Linked DNA regions of Mus musculus: region 1 is linked to region 2. The links are chromatin loops, found by intact Hi-C in ENCODE. Cell type or tissue: gastrocnemius. All regions are shown on one strand. Each heading gives the region's core, and the rest is flanking DNA. Links, peaks and the distances in the headings are about the cores only.

What was found. Peaks named below come from ENCODE experiments on the same cell type or tissue, not always from the same donor. Only the 100,000 strongest peaks of a DNase experiment are listed, where the experiment ranks them.
Region 1: a loop joins it to region 2, with 11 times the contacts of the local background. A loop is called at or near these places in 25 of 42 quality-filtered maps.

The regions. Positions count from the first base shown.
Region 1 is chr9:118,586,007-118,593,415 of GRCm38, reverse strand. No RefSeq gene overlaps it. Among named protein-coding and RNA genes, the nearest start is that of Itga9, 17 kb to the left of the region's middle. In gastrocnemius, for the core only: a CTCF peak has its summit at 3,953; DNase peaks (open chromatin) are centred at 2,998, 4,012 and 4,131.
Region 2 is chr9:118,905,027-118,912,435 of GRCm38, reverse strand. It overlaps LOC102636563 (a long non-coding RNA gene), which reads left to right and starts at 6,418. Exons shown (of 2, transcript XR_871347.2): 1 at 6,418-7,065. In gastrocnemius, for the core only: a CTCF peak has its summit at 4,009 (motif pointing right); a DNase peak (open chromatin) is centred at 4,014.

The DNA of each region.
Region 1 (7,409 bases), core at 2,314-6,313, 320 kb after region 2:
ACGACCTCGCCCATCTGCCCACTTGCTCATCTGCCGTCTCAGTTTGCAGAACCTTGGTGTACACAATGTGACAAAGCAGAGCCTGAGCCAGGCTCTACCCCATGCTTGCAGAGCGCGCCTCATTAACTGACGTGGCCTTTCAGAGCCAAGGGCTTTGGTTCTGGTTTTGTCTTTAAAAGTGAGCTGGGTCAGGATTAAATGGCAAATACCTGCAGCAGAATGCAGTGGGTTCTTATAAAGCGCAGTCCACCACCCTTGTAGAAATGAAAGCATCCATACTTCCGGTCTCCCCAGTGGTGCCGCCTGCCTTTTTATCTGAGGAAGCCAGCCTTCAGTCATCCTAAGTCCAGAGGTGGAGAGGCAAAGCTGTTGAAATGCTGACAGGCCTGCGGTCCCATGTGCTCTGCATTAGCCTGCCTGCCTCTGTTTGTTTTTCTTTGTGTTAGACGCTTCCAGTTCTCGTGTGAAAGGTTCAGACACATAATAACCTCTTCGGCACTCCACTCTAGGCCCCTTCTGCAAGGCTTGACTCTTGTTGGCTTCTGACTCTTGTTGGCATTGTCTTCCTAGGAAGGGCACTGGGGACCTTTGCTGGAAGTGTTAGTGTGTAAGCTTGATGCACATGAAAGGTGAGAGCTGGGAGGGATCTAGCAGCATGGAGTGGGCGGGCTCAGCGGCAGAGTGGGCGGGCTCAGCAGCAGAGTGGGCGGGCCCAGCGGCACTCCCCCACGTGGTTCTGTGAAAAGTGTCTGACTCCTGAGGCTGCAGAGGTCTGGGCAATGCCATCAGGACCTCTCCCTTAGGACCTGGGTATTGGATATTAAAGTTAAGAATAAAATCACACTAAAGTGGAGGTGTAGGCCTTTTTAAAAGGGGGCTAGAGAGAGGGGGCCAGCAGTTAGAGCAGGTACTGTGCTATAAAGGACCAGAATTTGGATCCCAGAACCCACTTGGGCAGCTCACAAATGCCTGTAGCTTCAGCTCCAAGGTATTCAATACTTGCTTCCAGCCTCCAAGGGTACCCACATTTACCACACCACACACACGCACACGCATGCAGTTGCATACACACGCATGAGCATGCATACACACACATTGCACACACAAGTTGAATTATAACCACTGAAAGTCACATGACTAAAAAAATCATTGCATCGTCGTATTAACAGCATTGGTTACACAGAGTGGCAGCTGCACACCAGCCTCGCTAAGCAATGTTCTGTTTAAACCTTACAGGAAGCTTGTAGGTCAAGGACATACAAGAAAGTCCACCTCTAAGTAACTTACGGTGTTAAAGAATCATATCGGTTCTAACAGCTGAGAGTCCAGGTTTAACTCTAGTGTCCAGTGAATTCTGCTTGGATGCCCCTGGATGCCCCCTCCTCCTCTCTGCTTTCTCGTGGCTTCTCTTAGGGTTGCTGGCGTTCAGTGCAGAAATTCCGCACTTTCCTATGACTACAAAATCTCTGCAGCTATGCCGGAGCTCACATCTGTATTCTATGTCTTGAGGGGGAAGTCAGAAGTCCTAGAATTTGATTTCTCTCAGTGGTTCAAAGCGGGTCATGTGACCTGCCCTGCCCTGGTCTCCAGTTGTGGGAGGAGGGGATGGTAAGAGAGATTGATTCTCTAGGGATGAAGGTGCAGTCAGTGTACACGGAGCTGCCCAACAGCACCACTAACTTGGTTTGCCTCTTTATTGCTGTGGTAAACACATGAACAAAAACAACCTGGTTACAGTCCACCCTGACAGGAGTCAGGCTAGGAACCTGGAGGCATGAGCTGAGGCAGAGGCCTTTGACAGTGCTGCTCACTGGCTTGCTCCCCATGGCTTGCTCAGCCGCTTTCTAGTATAATCCAGGACCGCACCAAGTACAAGTATCAAGTATCCATTCGTCCCTGAACTTAACACAGTCTGTCAGTTCTGCTTAGAACTTACTCAGGGGCTGTTGTGGGGGAGCAACAATCCCAGGGACGAGTGAGGGTGTGTAATCAACAAGAGTTGGGGCTGTAGAGAGCTGCAACTCTGAGAACTTAGCTGACAGCATCACTACCTGCCTTCCTGATAACCAAATGTCCAATTAAACAAATGTGCTCTCTCTATGGGGCCCTGGAATCTGCCCTCACGAGGCAAGGAGATGACTGTTGGAGCTCACCCACCACATTCACGGTGCTTTTACACACACACACACACACACACACACACACACACACACACACACACACAGAGGTAACCTGTGTGGTGTCAGGTAACCTTTCTGGAAGACACCCACAGAGGTGTGTCTCCTAGGTGATCCTAAATCCAGCCAAGAGAAGACGAACCATCGCATCAAGTAACAGAAGAGCCTCTTCAGGAGAAAGGCCCCTGTGGAGAATCAGCAGAGGGCAGTGAATGACCACTGGTCTCCGTACTGGTCTTAACAAGAGTGGAGACAGAAAGGAGTCTGGTTACTAAGTAAAGAGGTCCCAAGGGGGACAGAAGCCATGGACGGCATCGAATTTACATGTGGATGGCAATGACCTGGGAGAGGGGACAAGCCTGACAAGAGGGCCTTTGCACCTGCTTCTAAAGGTGAGGTGCAGGGAGACTCTGAGTCTGCAGAAGTGCCTGCGGCTCTCAGTTTGGTCCCTAGAACCCATATCAACAAGCCAGTCATGGTACTGTGCATGTTCTATCCCAGCACAGAGGCAGGAAGACTGGGGAAACCCTGGGGCTTGCTGGCCAGCCAGTCTAGCTAAATCAGTAAGAGACCCCGTGTGCACCCTTGTGAACACGCACACACACAAAGGATGGTGTTGGCCAAGCTCACAATTCAGGATGTTACTCCTACCTCTCGTCCCAATAGTCTCTGAATTAGCACAGCAGGGACCTGGCTTTGCCCATAAATGGCCACAGATTTGTGAGTGGCTTCTAGCCCTGCCACCAGAGACAGGCTGCCACAGAGGGACCATAAAAGCGAAGCCGCCTCCATTAATCAGCACGTCGGATTAGATATGAATGGCTGAAACCCTGCCAGCCAGCTACAACTAGGGCAGCTGACTGGGGAGAATCAGGCGGCCCTGAGAGCTTCCAGGAAGCCTATCTGAAGAAAGACTGCGTAGGTTAGACAGTGCACTCTGGCTCACAGAAACCAGCAAAACCACAAAACAGAGTACTAGACCACAACCTACACACACCAGGAGACATGAGTGGGGGGCAGAGAGCTTTCTTACTGGCTGGCTCATAGTTGAGTGGTCTGCACACTGGCCCAGTGCAGTCAGTGTCTGTGAAAATGGACACAGATTTTTCCCTTTCGAGACACACACTCCTTGACACTGAGGAGTGGCTGCGTACTTTCCCAGCCCTTGATTCTGGATTAGCCTTCAAGCTTATGTAGATGTGACAGAGCACAGGACCCCAACCTAGGCCTCAAGAGGCTGTGTCCCCTCGTGGCAGCGAGCTTCGGCTGGTGGATCATATTGGGCAGAGAGAAAACATCGTTGTTCCAGAAGCCGAGATTCAGTCTTGCCTGCTCTGTTTATGGTCAGCTAGCGTTCAGCACGTTTTGGATCTCTCTGATGATCTTACTCAGGGATGTAGTGAGAACTAAAGAAGGCAAGGCAGGAAAGCACCGGTGTGAAGTAGCTGTCGGGAAGGCCATTTTATTGGCTGTTTTCAAGGTAAGAACTCTTTCTCTTGGCATACCTGCCCCCTATAGCCACAGTCTAAAGCTGAGAAAGTATAGCACACGCACTGATCCGAAACTAAGATTGCAAATGTCTGTTATCACAGGACACGAGGCCCTGGCATTTCCTGACCCTTGAATACTTAGTGAAGCTCCATCCCTGCCATTGTCCAGTAGACTCTGGGTTAAACTTTTGGCAAAGACTAAATATGGCTAAAAGGGAGTTCTGCATCCTCAGGAGATTTCCACAGACTTGTGTGGAACTTTCAGAAAAGGCATGCCTTTCCTTTCTCGTTCCAAAGACAGCAGTGCCCTCTGTGGGTATCCAGGTGCAATTACAGTGCTGCCCCCCCCCCCCCCCCAGGAGAACCGGCAACATCCCTTACTCATGTGTGAATTAGGAAGTTGAGGCCCTCTCACTCCTCAATGTGAAGGTGGAGCACTGGGCCATAACATCTTGGAGGTTCCAGGGACCCTGCTGTGTGAGCAGCAAGCAGCCATTGCCATTCTACTGTCAGGAGCCCTGCTGTCCCCTCATACACTCTCCTTTACTGGCTCTGCAGGAGCGCCCAGGTTCTTTGGCCTCTAGCTGACAGCTGGCTCTTCTTCATCTTTTTCAGACCTTTTCTCAGCCCTCCTTGGTCCTCTCCTTTTCCATCTGACTTTTGTCTCTGGACCACTTTCAGCCTGCGTCCCTGTGAACCACACCCTAGGTTCTGCTGAGCTCCTGATCCAGGCTGGCGTCTGTCTCCGTCTCTCCTCCACCTTTCCTTGCTGGTCACAGTGCACATCAGTGATGGCAGCTCCTTGGGAGGCTGAAGCTGAAGCCCAGCTCACGGTTGGCAATGTGGCGACTGTCTCCAAATTAAGAAAGGGGAGGACTAGGATTGTAGCTCTGTGACCCTTGTGCTTGGTGTATGTGAGGCCTTGGCTCCAAGCTCCAGAACAAGAAAGCCAAGCTGGTGGGGTGAAGGTAACTAAGGCAGATTAATAGGATAGGATGGCAATAGCTCTTCCCTTTGTGGAACACGGGTGCGTTCTTCTGTAATGAATCTTGATTTCTGGTGTAACCCATGCTGACCTGGCTCACTCAGTTTCAGCCTCACTCTCGGTTATACCTCTTTGTTTATACTGTCTTGGCACCATTTGATAACTCCTGCTTTTAGAAACAAATACACTCCCCCCCCACCCCCCGAGATTTTAGTTTTGAGGAATATAGAATTTTCAAGTACTTTCTCTCAATCATCTTTTGGATTTCCCCGGTCTCTGTTTTGTCTCTCCATTTCCTCTCTAAGCGTATTGTGTCTTTTTTCATTTTTGGTTTGACTGAGGTTTATAATCTCATTCATCTTCTCCAAGGATCCAAGTGTTATTACTTTCATTGTAGTATCCCTTGGTCTCCAGGTCACTAACTGTATTATCCTTCGGTCTCAAGGTCGCTCACCACTGTACTGTCCCTGTCTCCAGGTCACTCACTGCATTATCCCTGTCTCTAGGTACTCAGTGTATTAACCTTCAGCCTCCAGGTCATCCATTTCTTCCTTGTTTTTTCATTCTGTTCCTTCTCTGGCTAATCTGGGCTCTATTTGCTTTCAGTTTTCAAAAGTTCAGAGGCCGCCATTACACTGTTATTCTCTTATACTCTCTGAACTCTTTTCTGTTACTGAAGCCTGGCCTTCCTGTGTAGCCCCAGATGGCTTGGAAATACATAGCCTGGGCTGGTCTTGAACTCGGTGATTCTTCTCCATCTACTTCTTGGGGCTTTAGGCCTGTTACGTCACACCAGCTCTCTGACTCGAACGTGTATGTGCCTACGGCTGGGCTCTTCTGTCTCATCACCACTTCACTGTAGCCCAAAGGCTCTCATCCTGTCTGCTTTCATGCTCATTCCAGGAATTTCCTCAATGAGCTACTGAATTTTCAAGAGTGCCTGACACTGACTCCACTTCTATAGTTGCTCAGGATCTTTGCTGCATTTCTCACCCAAGCTTTCAAACTAAAGTGGAGGCACTTCCTTCCTTTGTTTATCCACCCTGTTTCAATCTTCTTTTAGGTCAATGATAATTTTTATTTCAGAATTTTTTTTTTTAAGAATAGGGATTTACTAAGTTTAATGTGCACTCTATTTTGCCTGTATTTTGTATGTCTGTGGAGGGTGAGATCCCCTGAAACTGGTGCTGCAGACGATTGTGAATTGTCGTGTAGGTGCTGGGAGTCAAACTTGGGTCCTCCAGAAGGGCGGCCAGGGGTCCTAACTGCTAAGCCACCTCTCCAGCCCTACTTGTGGCTTTTCTTCTACCCAGCATTTTAACGTTTTGGTATCTTTGGTTAGTTATCGGGGAGTTAGTCTTTTGAAGGCATTGTGTTAGCTGACCTCTTGCTCCTTGGGGTTCAGGTTGAACTTTGTACATCGTGTGGTTGTAGTTAGGGCTTCCTTTCCCCAGCTGGAGCTGGGGCCACTCCCACTGCTCCTGTGTAGGCTCTGGTTTGTGTTGTTTGTTTTGCTGGTTGGTTGGTTTCTTCTTTCCTCAGCATGTTGTCTCTGTGGCTGTCTTCATTCCTCCCATCCAGTCACAAGGAGACAGCTCCTAACTGGCCACATTACCCTAGACATCACATAGTCTGTGCTTTGGGGGATCTGCCTATCAGGGGATGGTGTTCGTGCAACTAAACTGGGCCAGGGTTGAGATGCGTGAAGCTATCCTGAGAGTTATCCCTTAGAGCTGAGGCTCCCTGGAAGGTTGTCCTAAGTCAGGTGTGAGTGAGTGAGTGAGCCCAATCTCATGAACGGCATATGACAGACGCTAGACGGAGCTGACAAAGCTTCGCAGAGGCTTCCATGAGCAACCACGGGCGGCCCTGAGGCAAAGGTACTGTCTGCAAAGCAAAAGATGTAAAGAACAAGTGGGAGTTTTGGACATATCCAAAATGTTAAAACTCACAGATGCATTCAGCAACTGACCCTTTACGGTCTAAAAGAAAGAAACCAGTGGATTTAACGAGAGAATGACAGAGATAATTATAAACATAAGAAAACACAGGGCAGCTCATATCTGCCTCTATCTCCAGTCTTGGGCATCTGATGCCCTCTTCTGGCCTCTATAGACCTGTACTCATGTGCACCAGCACCACCCCCATATAAATATAATTAGCAATAAAATATAAGAGGCCAACCAAACCCCAAACAGGAAAAAGCAAGCCTGGAGACTTGGCACTGTGCTGTGGCTTTAAGGCTTTGGAGAGGTTATGCTAAAAGTAACAAATCCCAGCCTCCCAGGGTTTGCAACAATCAAGCTGTCTCTCCTTTCCCATTCCCCGACCTACCTTATTCCTTTCCCAGGAGACAAAGGTTCAACTATGCAGGGGCTGGGATGTGGCTGAGTGCAGCTGGACTGAAGGTGGCAGGGAAATGGATTACCCCACTCTAAAAGGAGATAACCACAACAAGGTCTGTAGTGGCAAGATACAAAACGGGAGAGTGAAGAACTAGACACACCACATCCATCTACCACAAACTGTGCAGTGGCAGCCAAAGATGCATAGCCTCCCTGGCTGTGCACTCACTTGTACCATGTGACGTCCTGAAAGCCTCGTCTCATAATCGCTTCAGATGTCCCATCCAGATCTCATCACCTAACCACAGACTTATGAATTTAAAAAGAGAAATGATGTATCTTGGCCACTCCTGACATACAGACGTGGAAGAATGGGGACAGAGCGGGGACACAGGAAGCACACCTTGTTTAA
Region 2 (7,409 bases), core at 1,635-5,634:
CTCCTCTTGTTAGTGCAGGGATTGCAGAAGTGCACAGCCACCCCTGGCTTTTTGCATTGGTTGGTTTTATGGATTTGAACTCTGGGACCTCATGCTTGTATGGGAAGTGCTTTACCTAACAAGTCTCTTCCGTAGCTCCCTCCTAATCATCATCATCACCATCACCAGCATCATCACCAGCAGCAGGAGCAGCATCGAGTGTCTTCCCATGTAGCCCTGGCTGGCCTGGGATTAGCTACATAGACCAGGTTGGCCTCAAATTCACTGAGATTCTTCTGCCTCTGCCTTCCAAGTGTTGGGATTAAAGGCATGCGCCACCACACCTAGCTTTCTATAAACAGCACCAATGAAAGAGATGTATTTGTTTTATCTCATGTGTATGCATATCATATGTGTGCCTGGTGCTCTTGGAGGTCAGAAGAGGGCACTGGATCCCCTGGAATTGTGTGTTTACAAATGGTTGTGAGCCACCATGAGGGTGCTGGGAACTGAACCTGGGTCCTCTGCATGAGCAACAAGCGCTCTTAACCACTGTGCCGAGCCGTCTCTCCCGCTCCAGTATTCTTAAGGTTTAAAACTACTTTTCAACATGTGAAATGGGAGATGTCCTACAGAACTCAGGTCTGACTCGCTGATTCTCACCGTCAGTACAGCTATTGTTATCCGTCAGCGCACCTAGAAGCAGCTCCTGGGTTTAGGTAGCTGGCTCCTGCCTCGCCATCTGAAAGCCTTTCCCACGTTGCCTGGGGAAACATCGTGTGGTGTAATGCTTTTCTCTTGGAAAATTGGCAGGTCTGTCTCCACGGGCCTTTCTTTCCATCTGCCCCCATGTGTAGAGGCAGAAGCCATTTCTGCCTCTGTGTGGCCTGGTGGTCTCCAGTACAATGCCTTTCTCTCTGTGTCTATCTCTTACCCTCTGACCTTTACAGAGCTAAGATCCCTATGTGACACCTGTGCCGGTGACACCACCTTTAAATTCTCAAGAAAGAGTATTCTGGGCCCAGGGAGGTGTCTCGGTCAGTAATGTGCTTGCTGGGAAAGTCTGAGGGTCCGAGTTCAGATCCTTAGCGCTTATGCTAAAGCCAGGCGCCCTGGTGTGAATCTGTGAACCTTGTTCTGTAGAGTACTGTACACGGCTACCCTCTGAGAACGAGACACTTCCTTCATCAGGGCAGCATTGTGATGTGAGTATGTAATGATGTAATGTGATGATGTAATGTGATGACATGATGAGTAATGTGATTTGATGATTAATGCGATATGATAATGTGATGATGTGATGTGATGATATAATGTGATAACATGATGATGTGATGTGATGATATGATGTGATGATGCAATGATGTAATGTGATGATGTCACATGGTGACTTGCATGAAACCCCCGAGACAGGAATGTAGACTGTGGGTGTCCCCTCACAGAGCTGGGTGTGAAGATAGCCAATGGACCCTCACCTGACCTCAGTGTTTCCCTCCTGAACTGCCCAGTTAGTTGGATGTAACTCTGCCTTAGTCATGCATGGCTCTGTGATCTTGGGAGGTGAATGTGTGAATGTGTACTGAATCCACATGCACACACATGCACAGGTGCACACATGCACACATATGCACACACAGAAAGAATATCCCATGCCAACCTTAGTCATCCATTTTATTGTCTCACGGTACAAATATCATGAAATGGATTCTATTCGAGTTTGCCTTGATCACATCTGTTTATCCAGGCTCTGAGCAGGAGGCCTTGGGCATAAATGACTCTAGGTCAACATTTGTTCAGTGAGTAAATGTTTATAGATAGGAAATAAATGGTCAAAATATGTTCTCCATAAAGCAATGGAAAATGTATCAGTTACAACTGATATATTATGGATATTAATATTGGTAAACGCCTATAGTAACATTACTATAATCGCTATATAAAGCACATATAGTTAAATAACTATATAAAACCTATAACAGCTAACAATCCAAAACGATAATGGAAGAAGCCATCAAGCTCCATGACCACAGCTACCCAGCCAGGACACTGGTGAAGACTCACTGGCATTTCCATCTCTCCATAGAATAAAATATAGAGTGCTTGCTAATTCTACTTTGACAGAGAAGACAATGAATTATGTTCACACTCTTCTTATCTCACATCAGATAATCTCAGAGAGCACTTTACAAATTGACAGCTAATAAACCACTGCTCCCTGTGGAGAGAGAGCACATGACCGAACGGTGATGCCCACGTCACGGGAGATGGCCCTCCGCGTGCTTCCTGATAACATGAACTACTCTAGCCAGGAAATTTTCAGTGGGATTTAGCAAAGAAGTAAATTTGTCAAGTCCCTGTAGACAGAAAGCTAGATCTTCTAAACTGTGGAGACACAAAGTTGTATCTTCAGAGAGCATCATAGATCTTGCATTCTGCAAGCATCCAGCATCTGGCACACGACCCGTATACATAAAATGAGTTTGGAGACAGAAAATTCATTAAATAGAGTGCTGGGATCTAATGAGGTAGATAGATGGATTTGGATTTGACATAGAAGGTATTTTAAATCAGCGACCCAGAGAATAATTAGAACTGATGAGCTGACGCCGTGGCGGCAAATCTCAGAGATTTCCGTCTCATTCTTTCTAATTTATAAGACTCTCTCTCTCTCTCTCTCTCTCTCCCTCCCTCCCTCCCTCTCTCTCTCTCTCTCTCTCTCTCTCTCTCCTGCCCTCCTTCCCTCTCCTTTCTTTCCCTCCTTCTCTCCCTTCCTTCCTGGGATGGTAGTAGTTTGTTTGGTGTCATTGGATTCTTTAACAAGAACTCAGATGTGAGGACACACTCACCCTTGCAGACAGCTGATAAACACCAACATTTTTAGTAGACAAAATCCGGTGTCTGGGCTGGAGAAATGGCTCACTGGGTAAGCATGCATATAACTCTTCCAGAGGACTGGAGTCTCTCAAAGTACTGGGTTCCCAACACCCAGGTTAGGTGGTTCATAACTATCCAGGGGACCAGATGTGCATGAATCCACAGATGTGTGCACACACACCACACACACACACACACACACACACACACATGCACACACGCACACACACACCACACCCACCCACACCCACACACACACATGCACACACACACACACATGCACACATGCACACACACACACCACACACACACACACGCACACGCACACGCACACGCACACACCACACACACACACACACACACACACACACACACACACACAGACCACACATGTAATCCCAGCACTGGGGAACTGGAGCTTCCTGGCTGGGCAGCCAGACTTATCTGTAAGCTTCAGGCCAGGGAGAGACCCTGTCCCAATTAAAACAAGGTAGACAGTGAAGAATGACAATCGAAGTTGACCTCTGACCTCCACATGCACACACACAAATGTGCACACATACACACTCCCAAACACACAAACACACATACATGGAAAACATTCTAAGTGGATAGGCTCTGGGTACCACCTAAACATCTTTGAACACATGTAATCTATATTAAACACGGCATGACGTCCATCTATATTTCAGAATCAAAGAGCGCCTCTGTTGGGATTATGTGGGATCTTTAAGGTTAACATTTTTTGTAGTTGTGATGAAATCGTAGCAAATCTTCCACTTCAGGGACCCTCTCAGTGCGGTGTCTTTAACTTTGGAGTTGGGGAACAGCCAGGAATCAGAGCAGAGGACAGCCCCACTTCACCTTGGGGCTTTTCACTATTTCTTCAGACTTCTGCAGCTAGAAACAAATGTCTTATTTGAAATTAGATTTTGTAAGCTTATGGTTGGAGTATTTTATTTAAAAAAACAAAAACGAAAACAAAACCTTTGATTTCTCGTTGCTCTCCCTAATTGCTTAACTTAATTTCTTGATTACCGCTGTTCCCCTGGCACTATTTCACTGACTGGTTTTTGGAAAGTTAAGTTCAGTTGAGTTCCTGGAAACACCCACACACATCAAAGAAGAACTGCAGTGACGCATTCTGACCGCCAGAGGGCAGCTGGGAGACGGCTTTCTTGATTGACCAACTCAGGGCTGGGGCCCCCTTTAGGGATTCAGGCCTTTGAAGTGAGACAGAGAGGCTAGTTAGTATTTGGGAGAATTTGACTAATCTGTCAGTACAAACCAGACTCTATTTTCCAGCATTGTTGCAATTTACCGAGGTATTGGAACGTTACTCAGGAAGCTCTTAGCCCTCTCAGTGGTGAGAAACTCCCTACGACTGTCAACAGTTCTGTACTGGCCTTGAACGCTGGATGGGGGGGCCTGTGGCTAGATGGCTCTGCGGCCACCATAGGATTGTGAGTTTGGAACTCCAGTAGTTAAGGAGCGTGCATCAGATGACCTCTCAGGGTGGACTCCCCAGGTGCAAACTCGGGCCTTGGCTCCTAGTGTAGCCAGCTCGTCTCTGTTGGTTCTATCGTGTCCCTCAGAGACACCGTGGAGGGTCTTGCCTGCTATCGGCTGCTCCTACCACGCTTGGACTAAGCTTCATAAAACAGTGTGTAGCATAAAACAGTGTGTAGGAGCTGACTCCCAGGCAGTCGTTGAGAAGTGTGGGGTGAGGTGGTTCCGGGTTCTGCCTCTCTCTGGCTCCTGAACCGGTGGGGTCCGTGGTCTGCTTCTCCTTCTGGAGAATAGCGTCCACAGAACTCCAGGCTAGCTGGAATGCCAGAATTATGTCCCTCACAGCTCTTAGGAAAGGAGCACAGAGGTTCTGGTGGCCTGGCCGGCTCAGGTCCTGGGTCCTGAGTCCCGCCGTGGTGGCTACACTGGCAACAGCATGGTCGGCCCTGCTCTGATGTGAGCCTCTAAGAGGGAGGGGAGTATGGCCAGGCAGGCAGGTCCAGCGGTCCAACCCTGAGTGCTTGGAGTATGTAGTCCTCCTAGAAGTGTTACACCTCTGTAAAAACACCCAGTTTCAGACGATCATTGGTGAAATAGCTTGTGTTATTTATTCCATGTGGACAGGGACTATTTGAACCTTGGGAACGGGACGGGATTTTGGGGGTGGAGGCTAAGGTGCTGGCAATGCTCTATTTTCATGAGGAAGAATTCCAGGTGGCTGACCACCTGTGACCACCTGGTTGGGGTCCCCAGGTGACAAACTTCTGAGGCAGGCATGGAAATAGAGAGGGGGTTAGTCCCCCTCCTGCTGCTCTTGGGATGAGATTTAAATCTCAGGTTTTGAAATTTTAAGGGTCTGAACACTTTCCACCTCAGCAGAGTTCCAAGCCAGTTTCTCAGGTGGCACAATCCGTGTGCCCCACAGGGTGGTTACAGCAAGGCACATTTGACCATTGCAGAGGTGGGGTGGGGTGTCCAAGAGATGGGCTAATAGTTAATGGCATGCCCTTGCTTGCCTAGGCTGGCTGGTGCAGACATTCCCCAGGGTGGGCAAGCGGGCAGCTCAGCTGTGACCTCCTGTGTGTGGCCCCGCCTTTGTTTGCTTCCCATCCTTCACACTCTTGCCTTTGCACGCCTGTGGCTGTACTCCCGATAAAGCATTTGCGTATAAACCTCTGCCTCAGGTTCTCTGATGGGGCAATCTACTGTCATCCTGTGTGTCCCGAGTCCATTCGATGTCTCCATAAAGTTTCCCCGACACACTGCAGACTGCCCTAGATAAATCCTTACATTTTATAATCTCTTCAAGCACAGACAGCATCTGTTACAAATGATGCCTTCACTCATATGAAAACTACAAAGCACATAATTTAAATAATTAAGTAACTCTATAAAGTATGGCAGAAGCTTACATCTCCCAGGGCCCACATCCGTTACTTGTTTGTATAAGCAATGTGTGTGTGTATTCTCTCTCTCTCTCTCTCTCTCTCTCTCTCTCTCTCTCTCTCTCTCTCTTCCCCCACCCCTCTCTCTGAGATGAATTTTCACTGTACCTCATGCTGACCTTGAGTTCCTGATTCTTCTTCTTCTACTTCTTAAGTATTGGAATGATAGTCACGTGCCACAGCTATTTAAAAAAATTATGTGTAGGGGTATGCTATCTGCATCAATGTCTGTTACCACGTATGCCTGCCTGTGGAAGCCAGGAGAGAGTGCTGGCCTAGAATAGGAGTTACAGGCGGTTGTGAGTCAACTACCACGTGGGTGCAGGGTCGTCTGAAAGCACAGCCATTATGCTTCTCTTCTTCTTAACCATTATGCTTCCTCTCCAGCCCTCCATTTTGCTGTCGTCATCTCACTTTGTTTTTTAAGATAAGTACTCACTATGTAGTCTGGGCTAGTTTTGAACTCATGACCTTCTGTCTCTGCTTCCAGGTGCTGGAATGACAGATGATGGGTGTGCACCACTGCATGTGACTTCTGTCTACTTTACAAGTATCAATCACTTTTATCTTGATATTTCAGGTGAAATTCTACCTTTAGTAGAAGAGGAAGATTTTACTTATTTATTTATTTATTTATTCATTTATTTATTATTCCATGTGTGTGAGTACTCTGTCGTTGTCTTTAGACGCCAGAAGAAGGCATCGGATCCCCATTACAGATGGTTGTGAGCCACCATGTGGGTGCTGGGAATTGAACTCAGAACTTATGGAAGAGCAGTCAGTGCTCTTAACCGCAGAGCCATCTCTCTGGCCCAGAAGAGGAAGAGCTAATTCATTTCTGGAATCCTGGGCTACTGAGCCCCTACTTCCTGTCCCATTTGTTTATTTATTAAATATATTCTGAGACAGGTTCTGACCATGTCACCCTTGCTGGCCTCAAACACCTTATGTAGATCAGGTTGGCCTCGAACTCACAGAGATCTGCTTGCTTCAATTGCCTGAATCTTTGGCCATCATGCCCAGGTATTCCCTCTTGTTCTAATGATAAGAGTAATTTGGTTTGATACGCAGTGTTTACTATGACTACATAAATGTGCTCATCGCTCAACTGTGCAGTGGGCTGTGCTTGTATTTCCTTCTCTGTTCACTTTAGGGTTTCCCTGTAATTGACACTTGTCCGTGAGTTCTATGGCTAGAGTGTTCATGCTCTACAATTTGTCCCTGTGACCAAGCTGGATCCACCCCCCAGGATTTGGAGGTGAGTGCTTTGAGAGTCGATTAACTCATGATGGCCCTCGTGAGTGGAGTTAGTTTCAAAGGGAACTCAGCACTTAGCTAGAGGGCCCCTGTGGTGGCTAATCCTGACTCTCAACCTGACAGAGTCCTCAGCCACCTTACAGACAAAGCAGGAATGTCTCTAAGGGGGTTTCTAGTTCATTAATGACCCACCCTAAGTGTGGGCAGCAACATCCCATGGGCCAGGGTCCCAGCTGAATAAAGATGGAGACGAGAGCTGAGCACCGCCAGCCTTTCTCTCTCTCTCTGCTTCCTGATTGCAGGTACAATGTGACCAGCTGCCCCCAGCTCCCTCTGTTGTGCCTA